Linked DNA regions of Homo sapiens: all the other regions are linked to region 1. The links are chromatin contacts, found by Hi-C or POLR2A ChIA-PET in ENCODE. All regions are on one chromosome and are shown on one strand. Each heading gives the region's core, a stretch centred on a gene start or an enhancer-like site at or near the end of the contact. The rest is flanking DNA. Distances are from core to core; before and after follow the strand shown.

Evidence for each region. A loop is a pair of places that touch in the nucleus more often than their neighbours do. ChIA-PET counts read pairs that join two places held with the same protein, here RNA polymerase II (POLR2A). Pooled maps may share reads with other maps.
Region 2: a loop to region 1 is called in a pooled map, with 2.3 times the contacts of the local background. The contact joins the promoter of PIK3CD-AS1 here to the promoter of CTNNBIP1-AS1 in region 1. A Hi-C loop is called at or near these places in 1 of 168 maps with a recorded cell type or tissue (naive thymus-derived CD4-positive, alpha-beta T cell), 1 of 37 single-sample maps with no recorded cell type and 6 of 50 pooled maps. POLR2A ChIA-PET finds 5 or more read pairs at or near these places in 3 of 52 experiments (B cell, Panc1 and activated CD4-positive, alpha-beta T cell).
Region 3: a pooled map shows a loop between it and region 1 (2.5-fold over the local background). The contact joins the promoter of PIK3CD-AS2 here to the promoter of CTNNBIP1-AS1 in region 1. A Hi-C loop is called at or near these places in 4 of 50 pooled maps. POLR2A ChIA-PET finds 5 or more read pairs at or near these places in 2 of 52 experiments (activated CD4-positive, alpha-beta T cell and activated naive CD4-positive, alpha-beta T cell).

Annotation. Positions count from the first base shown.
Region 1 is chr1:9,846,904-9,849,623 of GRCh38, forward strand. CTNNBIP1-AS1 (CTNNBIP1 antisense RNA 1) reads left to right here and starts at 1,415. Exons shown (of 3, transcript NR_199045.1): 1 at 1,415-1,563; 2 at 2,466-2,571. CTNNBIP1 (catenin beta interacting protein 1) reads right to left here. Exons shown (of 6, transcript NM_020248.3): 6 at 1,373-2,720. RefSeq lists an enhancer at 1,414-1,915.
Region 2 is chr1:9,653,218-9,655,937 of GRCh38, forward strand. PIK3CD-AS1 (PIK3CD antisense RNA 1) reads right to left here and starts at 1,369. Exons shown (of 2, transcript NR_027045.1): 1 at 981-1,369; 2 at 1-826. The region is part of intron 1 of PIK3CD (phosphatidylinositol-4,5-bisphosphate 3-kinase catalytic subunit delta); the gene reads left to right. RefSeq lists an enhancer at 707-756.
Region 3 is chr1:9,686,250-9,688,969 of GRCh38, forward strand. It overlaps PIK3CD-AS2 (PIK3CD antisense RNA 2), which reads right to left and starts at 1,325. Exons shown (of 2, transcript NR_126367.1): 1 at 1,086-1,325. The region is part of intron 1 of PIK3CD (phosphatidylinositol-4,5-bisphosphate 3-kinase catalytic subunit delta); the gene reads left to right. RefSeq lists an enhancer at 1,080-1,249 and silencers at 1,300-1,439, 1,765-1,959.

The DNA.
Region 1 (2,720 bases), core at 165-2,664:
GGGAAGGTGACCCAGGAGGTTGCCTGCTGTGTGGGCTGACGGACCCCGAAAGACCCAAGGCTGTCCCCAGTGTTTTTCCTTTGCCTGCTGAAGTGTCCCCGACTCATTTACGTGGCCTACTTCCCATGACAGTTTAGGCAGCTTAGACAGGTTAGACAGCGCCAGGAGGACGACCCCGCTTGGCTCCGGTTTCCAAGCTCTCTGCTGGGGGCTGGGCAGGTGGGACCAGGGCCAGCCGGTCAGTCCCTTGAACTACTCAGTGGCTCAGCTTAGAAGAGCTGATTAACTACAAGGCTGACAGTGTCACTCAGAGCGCTGGGCAAGGGGTGGAATCTGCACATAATCTACCTACCACGGACCCTTGGATGTGTGTCTCTATGTAACTTCTGGTTAACACAGCAATCTCTGTCTTTCTCTCAATGACTGCAAACTCCTTTCTGGACAAGAAGTTACAGAAAGAGGCAGATCAACTTAATGTAAGGATAAGCATAGGTTACATGAACATGGTCTGGACTAACTTGTGAGGTAGTGAGCTCCCCAACTCGAGAGAGTATTCAAGCAAAGCCTGGACAAGGTCTTTTCAGAAATGTTTCAGAGGGGCTTGTGCATCTAGCTACTGCGTGGGCTGCTACAAGACCCAGTATCTCCCCCAACACAAAGACTTAATGATGTTGGTTGTGCCATTGTACTCATATTCTGTAAACTCCATAGCCTCTAGGACCCAGTGAAATTCTTTGAAAAGGAAATAGAAGCAGTGAGACTATGTAAACAGAAAAAAAAAAAAAAAGACCCAAAAATGGGATTATGAAGGGTGGAAATGAAAATTTCTAGAAAATGCTTCTGAAGCAAAAATTATTGAAGCAGAAATGATTTCAGCTTCCAAACTTGTACATACAGCTAAAAACCAATATATCTTCCACTTCTGGGATGGTGGAAGGGACAGATATTCTGTTTGGGTGTCTGTAACAAGCATTTTAAAACTGGTGCCATCACATCAGGATGTTGGGGTGCCTAGGATGGCGGGGTCCCCACATCCTTACGGAGTGCTTAGTGTCTTTTCATAGGTGTGGAAGACGAGGTTGCCTCTGAAGCTTACTGATCTCAGTTGAATCTGGAATGATGTTTAGAATCTCCAGGTCAAAAAGAAGGTTCAACCTTCTTAACGACCCTTGAGCTGGGCTGGGTAGATCTAGAAATTCTTCCAAACCCTGAGCTCAACTCAGGTCACAGACACTTATCAAACTTGGTGTTGTCCTTCCTGGCTGCGCCTCCCTGGGAAGGAGGGGCCCCCGCAGCAGCAGAGCCCACGTGATGTGGGGAAATCAGTCAGAGCGCCTGATTCCGAGGGAGAAACCAGCTCAGCTCACACACGAACCTATGAAAATTCTTTATTGTTAATTTCTTTCTCCAACAGATATATTTTTAGTTGAAATATGGAGCCACAGCAACACTTTGACTTTTCCTCTTCAGAAGATGAGACAGGCCGGGGTCATCATTGTTACAAAAGCAAGGCCTGTGATCGTGACAAGGACAGGCTGGGGCAGAGACCACACACTCAACCAGGTATCCACCAGGTGTGGGCCCTTTATAGGAGCTACAAAGAGGGGGCAGCCAGCAATGTGGCCTCGACACCTGACTCCAGGCACTCCGACCTGGAGGAGGGAGATGAAAGAACTCACCTTTCCCCAGGGGCTCAGCCAGACCTCCAGGCCCCTGAGCGGGGAGAGTGCGTGTGTGTGCACATGTGTATGAGTGTGCACACGGGTGTGCTCACTCACACAGCACATGCACACATGCGCTGCCCCTCCTGAGATGCTCTCAGGTCCCTGCCAGGGTAGGGTTGTAGCTGTGTTCCCCACAGCTGACTGTCAGCTAACCAGGGCTAGGGGTGAGTGCATGGTGGAGGACACAGGGTCTTAGCCTGATGCTCGAATCCTCCTTCTGGAACAGGCTGATGGTGCCAGAGCACAGCACGAACCACCTACCCACCATGGGGCTCTCCAGGGCTCGGTCATTTGGCTCCTGTGCACTTCATGACACTCAGGAGCCCCTACGGCCCGAGCCCCAAGCCCCGAGAAAGGGGAAAGATTTGGTTCTGAGAGGGTCCCACTGGCCCTGGGCACCTAGGGGCCTCAGCATCTACCAGCATAGGGGAGGGTGGCGGCCCCCTTCCTGAGGACTGCATCTTTCTCCAGCCGCTCTCCCCAGATCCCACACCTGCCAGTGAGCCAGGGAGATAGGAGGACCACCTCCCTCCCAGGGAAGGGGGTGGCAGGTGGAAGGACTTAGGTTTGGTGCAGGAACACTAGACCTGCCCCTCACCCCCTGCCTCCAGGACTGCCATTCTGAACTGCAATTCTGGGCCTGAGTTTGGCTTAAGGGCCAGTCTGAAGGGACTTGCTTGGTGAAGGCCCAGCCAGCTGTCCCAGTGGCATTTCATAAACAAACGATACTGTCCCTTCCAGGCTGACCTGGAGAGAGACCCTTCCAAAGGCAGTGGAGTGGAGGGCATGGGCCTCCGATGAGAGAACTCCAGAGCTGGCCGGGACCTACTGTGCTGGCAGCAGACAGGTAGGAGCCTGGCTGGGGTAGGTCAGGGGTTGGTGTTTAGCTGGAGGTCTCCTGGGCCTTGTGAGCCAAGCTGGGGCTTTTATGTGGGTTCTGGGCTCCCAGAGACCTCCGCCAGATGACCTCCAGAGTCTTTGGGGTCTCACACTGGG
Region 2 (2,720 bases), core at 119-2,618, 190 kb before region 1:
TGGGATACCGCCCGGGTGCCTGACGGTGCCTTGGTGTTCTTGACAATTGAATGGTACCATCGGGACATTACTCCCCAAAGAACTGGTCGTTCTTACCTAGGTGATTTCAGCTGGACAACTGTAGGAGCTGAGTGGTGTTGTCTTCATTTTACAGTTAAGGAAACGAAGGCTCAGAAAAGTTAAATAACTCACCAACCCACACAGTTTACAAGTAGTTTCTCCAGGATCCCAGCTCTTTCCGACGCCAGCGCGTTTAATCATCTGGGGGTGCCGTTGCTTGCGGGGGAAGGAGAATGTCCTAGTAATTCTCTTGGGGGGGATTTGGAGGGGACGACTGTTCAGAGAGGCACCCTCTAAGATACCCTTGAGACTCCTCTGTAACACCCGCTGCTGCTGTTCACACCCCCTCCCCAATTTGATTGATGTGTTGAGTGGGGCGGAAGGTTCTTTTGGTTGATGAGGCTGCGACCAAACGCAAGGAGATATAAATAGAGCTTTCTCTTTGGCTCTCTCTAGAGCAGAAATGCCAACCCCTTAGCATTTCCATGGCCTGCTGGAGTTTCATTTCTTGATATTAGGATTCCAGCCATCTTGGCTGGTGAGAGGCCTGCTGGCGGCTTCCTGGGCTTGGTCCTCTTTTGGTGCTTTCACAGAATGATGGAAGACACTGGAGTGGGCTGGAGGAGTGCTCTTAAAACCCAGTTGTGGCTGAGAGCGGTAGCTCATACCTGTCATCCCAGTGCTTTGGGAGGCCCAGACGGGAGGATCACTTGAAGCCAGGAGTTCAAGGTTGCAGTAAGCTATTACAGTGCCACTGCGCTCCAGCCTGGGTGACAGAGCAAGAGCCCATCTCTGAGAAACATAATACAACAACCCAGTTGCCTGCTCCAGAGACAACTAAGCTAGCCTCCTTCTGAGCCCCACTTCCCCCGCCCTTCAGCCCCTGTTCAGAAACAGACTACATTGGCCACACTACTCACTTAGATGTTTCTGGAATTAGGGCACGTGCCCCAGAGGTACTCCCGACCACGCAGATGTCCCCTTCTGGCAGGAAAAGCGCGTTTCTGCGTTTCTGCAGCCTCAGTCCACGCCGCCAGGTCTTTGCACTAAGCTGTGGGCTCCGTTTCTCCTCCGATACCATGTTTAGCAAGTGTTTCCTGAGATCACACGGGGTGCCAGGGGCTGTGCTAAGAACAGGGCAGGCAGACTGGGAGGGCATCAGCCCCTGGGGGGCTTACAGGACAGACAGTCCACCAATGGTTGTGCGAAAGCCAGCCCGCTTTCGCACAACTGTCCGATGGAATTCATGGAGGTGGGAGTGGGGATGGTGAGAGTCGGTTCCTGCTTCATCTTGTTTTACTTAAATTGCACAGTGAAAGGGAGAAGTGAATGTGCAACGGATGAAGCAATTCCCCTTTGGCTGGGTTATTTTCAAAACCATTTTTGTGTAGAGAGCAGTTCCCGCCCTCCCTGAGGCCAGCTGCCGGTGTGGGCCTGATGGTGGGGTTTGGGGCCCCAGCAAATGTTTCCTTAACGTGGGACCTTCAGAAGGCTCTTTCAGGCTGGGCGCGGTGGCTCACGCCTGTAATTCCAGCACTTTGGGAGGCCGAGGTGGGCGGATCACTTGAGGTCAGGAGTTCAAGACCATCTTGGCCAACATGGTGAATATCTGTCTCTACGAAAAATGCAAAAAAAAAAAATTAGCTGGGCGTGGTGATGAGCACCTGTAATCCCAGCTACTTGGGAGGTGGAGGCAGGAGAATCGCTTCAATCCGGGAGGTGGAGGTTGCAGTGTGCTGAGATTGTGCCACTGCACTCCAGCCTGGGCAACAGAGTGAGACTACATTTCAAAAAAAAAAAAAAGAAAAAAAAGCTCTTTCAGCCAGGAGGGTGGCTTCAGCTACTCCCCAGGGGACAAGTGTGTTTTTCAGCAAAGCTGTTAGAGAAGATGGTCTAGAAGCAGTACCCCGGGATGGAGGAGACAAGGAAGGGCCCTATCCACTGGAGGATGGCAGAGCCTGGCTTGTTTGAAAGGGAGGAAAATATTGTCATCTTGGTACCGGTGACAGTGTTTCATAAATAGCGAAGGTGGCAAAACGCCACCTCTCTCCCTACAGTTAACGCTAAGACTGAGTTGTCTTTAGTTTGGTTGGTGGAAATCCCCGGCAATCATAGCAGAAATGCTGCCAGTTTCAAGATGGAAAAAATAAAAAACCCAGGAACCCCCCGCCCCCCCCCCTTTTTTATTGCAGCTAAACACTGTGACTTGCTGTGGGTCCTACCAAAATAACGGCCATTCTCCCCTCCCTGAGGGCCAGCACAGTCCCTAGGGCCTGTGAAAGTTCCCCTTCCAGCTGCACTGGCTGGATATGCGTGAAACTCCCCTCCCTCCCCAGAAGTCACAACCTTACCACCTCGGATAAGGGTCAGGGCTCCTGGAAATGGGTCCCTTTTCCTATTACTTTCTTTCTTTTTTCTTCTTTTTTTTTTTTTTTTTTGAGACGGAGTCTCGCTTTGTCGCCCAGGCTGGAGTGCAATGGTGTGATCTCGGCCCACTGCAACCTCTGCCTCCAGGTTCAAGCGATTCTCCCACCTCAGCCTCCTGAGTAGCTGGAATTACAGATGTGCGCCACTATGGCCAGCTATTTTTAGTATTTTTAGCAGTGACGGTGTTTTGCCATGTTGGCCAGGCTGGTCTCGAACTCCTGACCTTAGGTGAT
Region 3 (2,720 bases), core at 75-2,574, 160 kb before region 1:
TAATTTCTTGGCTCCATCATAGCTCACCGCAGACTTCTGGGCCAAGCAATCCTTCTCCCTTGGCCTCCTAAGTAGCTAGGACTACAGGCAAATGCCACCATGCCAGGCTAATTTTCTTTTTTTTTTTTTTTTAGTAGAGACGAGGTCTCACTGTTTTGCCCAGGTTGTTCTTAAACTCCTGGCCTTAAATGATCCTCCCACCTCGGCCTCGCAAAGTGCTGAGATTACAGGCGTGAGCCACCGTGCCCGCCTTAATTTACTCTGATTTTTCTTTTCTTTTTAAAATAGAGACGGGGGTCTCACTGTGTGGCCCAGGCTGGTCTTGAACTCCTGGGCTCAAGTGATCCTCCTGCCCTGGCCTCCCAAAGTGCTGGGACTACAGGCGTGAGCCACTGTGCCAGGTCTACTCTGATATTTAACAGTGGTAAAATTCATTTATCCACTAAATGACTTTATTTATACTCTCACTTAATTTCAGAAAGGACTGAAGGTACCTGAGCTGTGAACAAAGAATCAGAGACTGGTTTTTCCTCCATCTCTGCCACTAACTAGTTGTGCCACCTGGGGCAAGTCACTTGGTCTCCTTGTGTCTGTTATCCATGTGTGAGAGCCAATACTTAATATGAGTGCCAGGCACTGTTCTAGAGATTTTCCATGCATCTGTATTCACTCTTTTAATTCTTCTCTACACAATTTATTAAGGTCTCTATCTTTTTAGAGTTTGTCAGGGCAGTTCCAGTTCATCGTGGCAATACAAGAAAGTCACTTTTGGGGGCTTTTGCCATTTCAAAGAATCTTGGATTTTTCTCTGGGCTCCAGAGACACCCGTGCCTGACACCCCCAATTTGAACCCCCAGCGGATCATTGGGTTCCATTGCTGATGGGGACCTTGTGTTTGAGCTTGACTTTCCCTCCATCCATGCTGGAGATAAACGGAAGTCTTCGCGCAGGGGGACGATTGCAGGACGGGGCCGCTAGGGAGGAGGGCTCCCACACGTGGGGAATGGGGGTGGAGGAACCGCTGAAGCTCGTCTGCCCTTTGGAAAATCTCGTTGGTGTCCTAGCCCTGGGATCATTGTACTTACCAGGTTGGGGGGCTCTGCACCCAGAACTCCTCCCAGCCTCTGTCTGCCCGTCCAAGGTCCGGCGTGACTTCCGGTGGCTGATTTCTCATCTTGGGGAAATCCCCGCCCTGGGGGGGTCCGGTGTGGCCTGCAGGGAGCCTGACTCACCCGTCGGCTGAGTCAGGGGGTCCCAGCTGCCCTCGGATGTCTGCTGCACCGCTCCCCTCCCTCAGGCGGGGGACGGCAGGAAGGAGGGAGAGATGGGAGGGCGTGGGGGCGGGGCCGGGGGCGGTCTCCAGCCCCCGGCCCGGGCTCCGCCCTCTCCCGGGATCTGTGAAAGCACAGCCAGGGTGCGGGCGGGTGAGTGCCCACCTGGTGCAGGGTGTGAAGAGCGAGAGCGCGTGTATGAGCACGAGCGTCTGTGGTCTCTGTGTGTCCGTTTACATGATTGCGCCTGTGTCTGTGTGTGCGCATCTGCATGCGTGTCTTTTTGAGTGAATGTCTGTGTGTGACTTCTAGGGACGGCCAGGGAAGAGGAGTGTCCCCTCCCACCCTGGCCCCCCGTCTTCTCATCCTGGACTCCCTCTCTTCTCTCTCCTCCTTGGGGGGTGCTCTGGGCATCCGGGACCCCTGGCAAGGCTGCCGGGTGCTGGGAGGACGCAGAGGCCGCCGAGGGCGGAGGGAAGCGTCAGGCCTGGCTGCGCGCGCCCTGGCTAGGGAGCTCCGAGTCCCGGCCGCCTGGTCCTTTCATTCTGGGCTTCTTCGAGATTCTCGAGGGCTTCCAGCCGGCAGTGTTTTCTCCTTGCCGTCTTCTCAGGCACGAGGAAGGCTCCTGGAGCTCATCTGCCTGGGATGGGCGGCCCTGCCTTGACCTCACGTGCAGCAATTAGGACCACCAAGGAGTGTTCTTCAAACCACCTTCTACCACCCCGCGGGACACGCCAGGGCTGATTCTGGTGCTCGCACCCCGCTTCCTCCTCTGCGTTCCCCTGTGGCAAAGGTTTGTCTTGGGCTGTGGACCCGAAAGAATATTCTAAGGGGAGATGGGCTCTTGCAGAGCAAGAGGGGTATGGTTTCAGCACCAAACTAAACTGGTGCCAGCGCTAGCTCTGCCCAAGAGGCTGTGCAGACAGTGTTTGTGTGAGTACGTGAGGGTGAGAGTCCCTGCCCGCCTAGCTTCGGCTTCCCCACTTACAACCAAGGGAGAACAACATCTATCTTACAGTGTAGATGCCTGGATAAAAACTGGAGCGCCTGGCCGAGCACTTTGGGAGGCTGACGCGGTAGGATGGCTTGAGCCCAGGAGTTCGAGACCAGCGTAGGCAACATAGTTAGACCCCCGCCTCTACAAAAAATTTTAAAAAATTAGCTGAGTGAGGTGGTGCGCACTTGAGGTCTCAGCTACACGGGAGGCTGGGGTGAGAGGATCGATTGAGCCAGAGAGGTAGAGGCTACAGTGAGCTATGATCGCACCACTGCACCCCAGCCAGGGCAACAGAGCAAGACCCTGTCTCAAAAACAAAAACACTGGAGCGCCCAGAGTTTTTTTTAAGTGCGGGACAAGGATTGTCTCGGTGTTGTTACTGCACGCACACCGCCCGTTGTAATGGATAGATGCATTAGTGAAAGTGCTAGGTACACTCATTTATTTTCTAA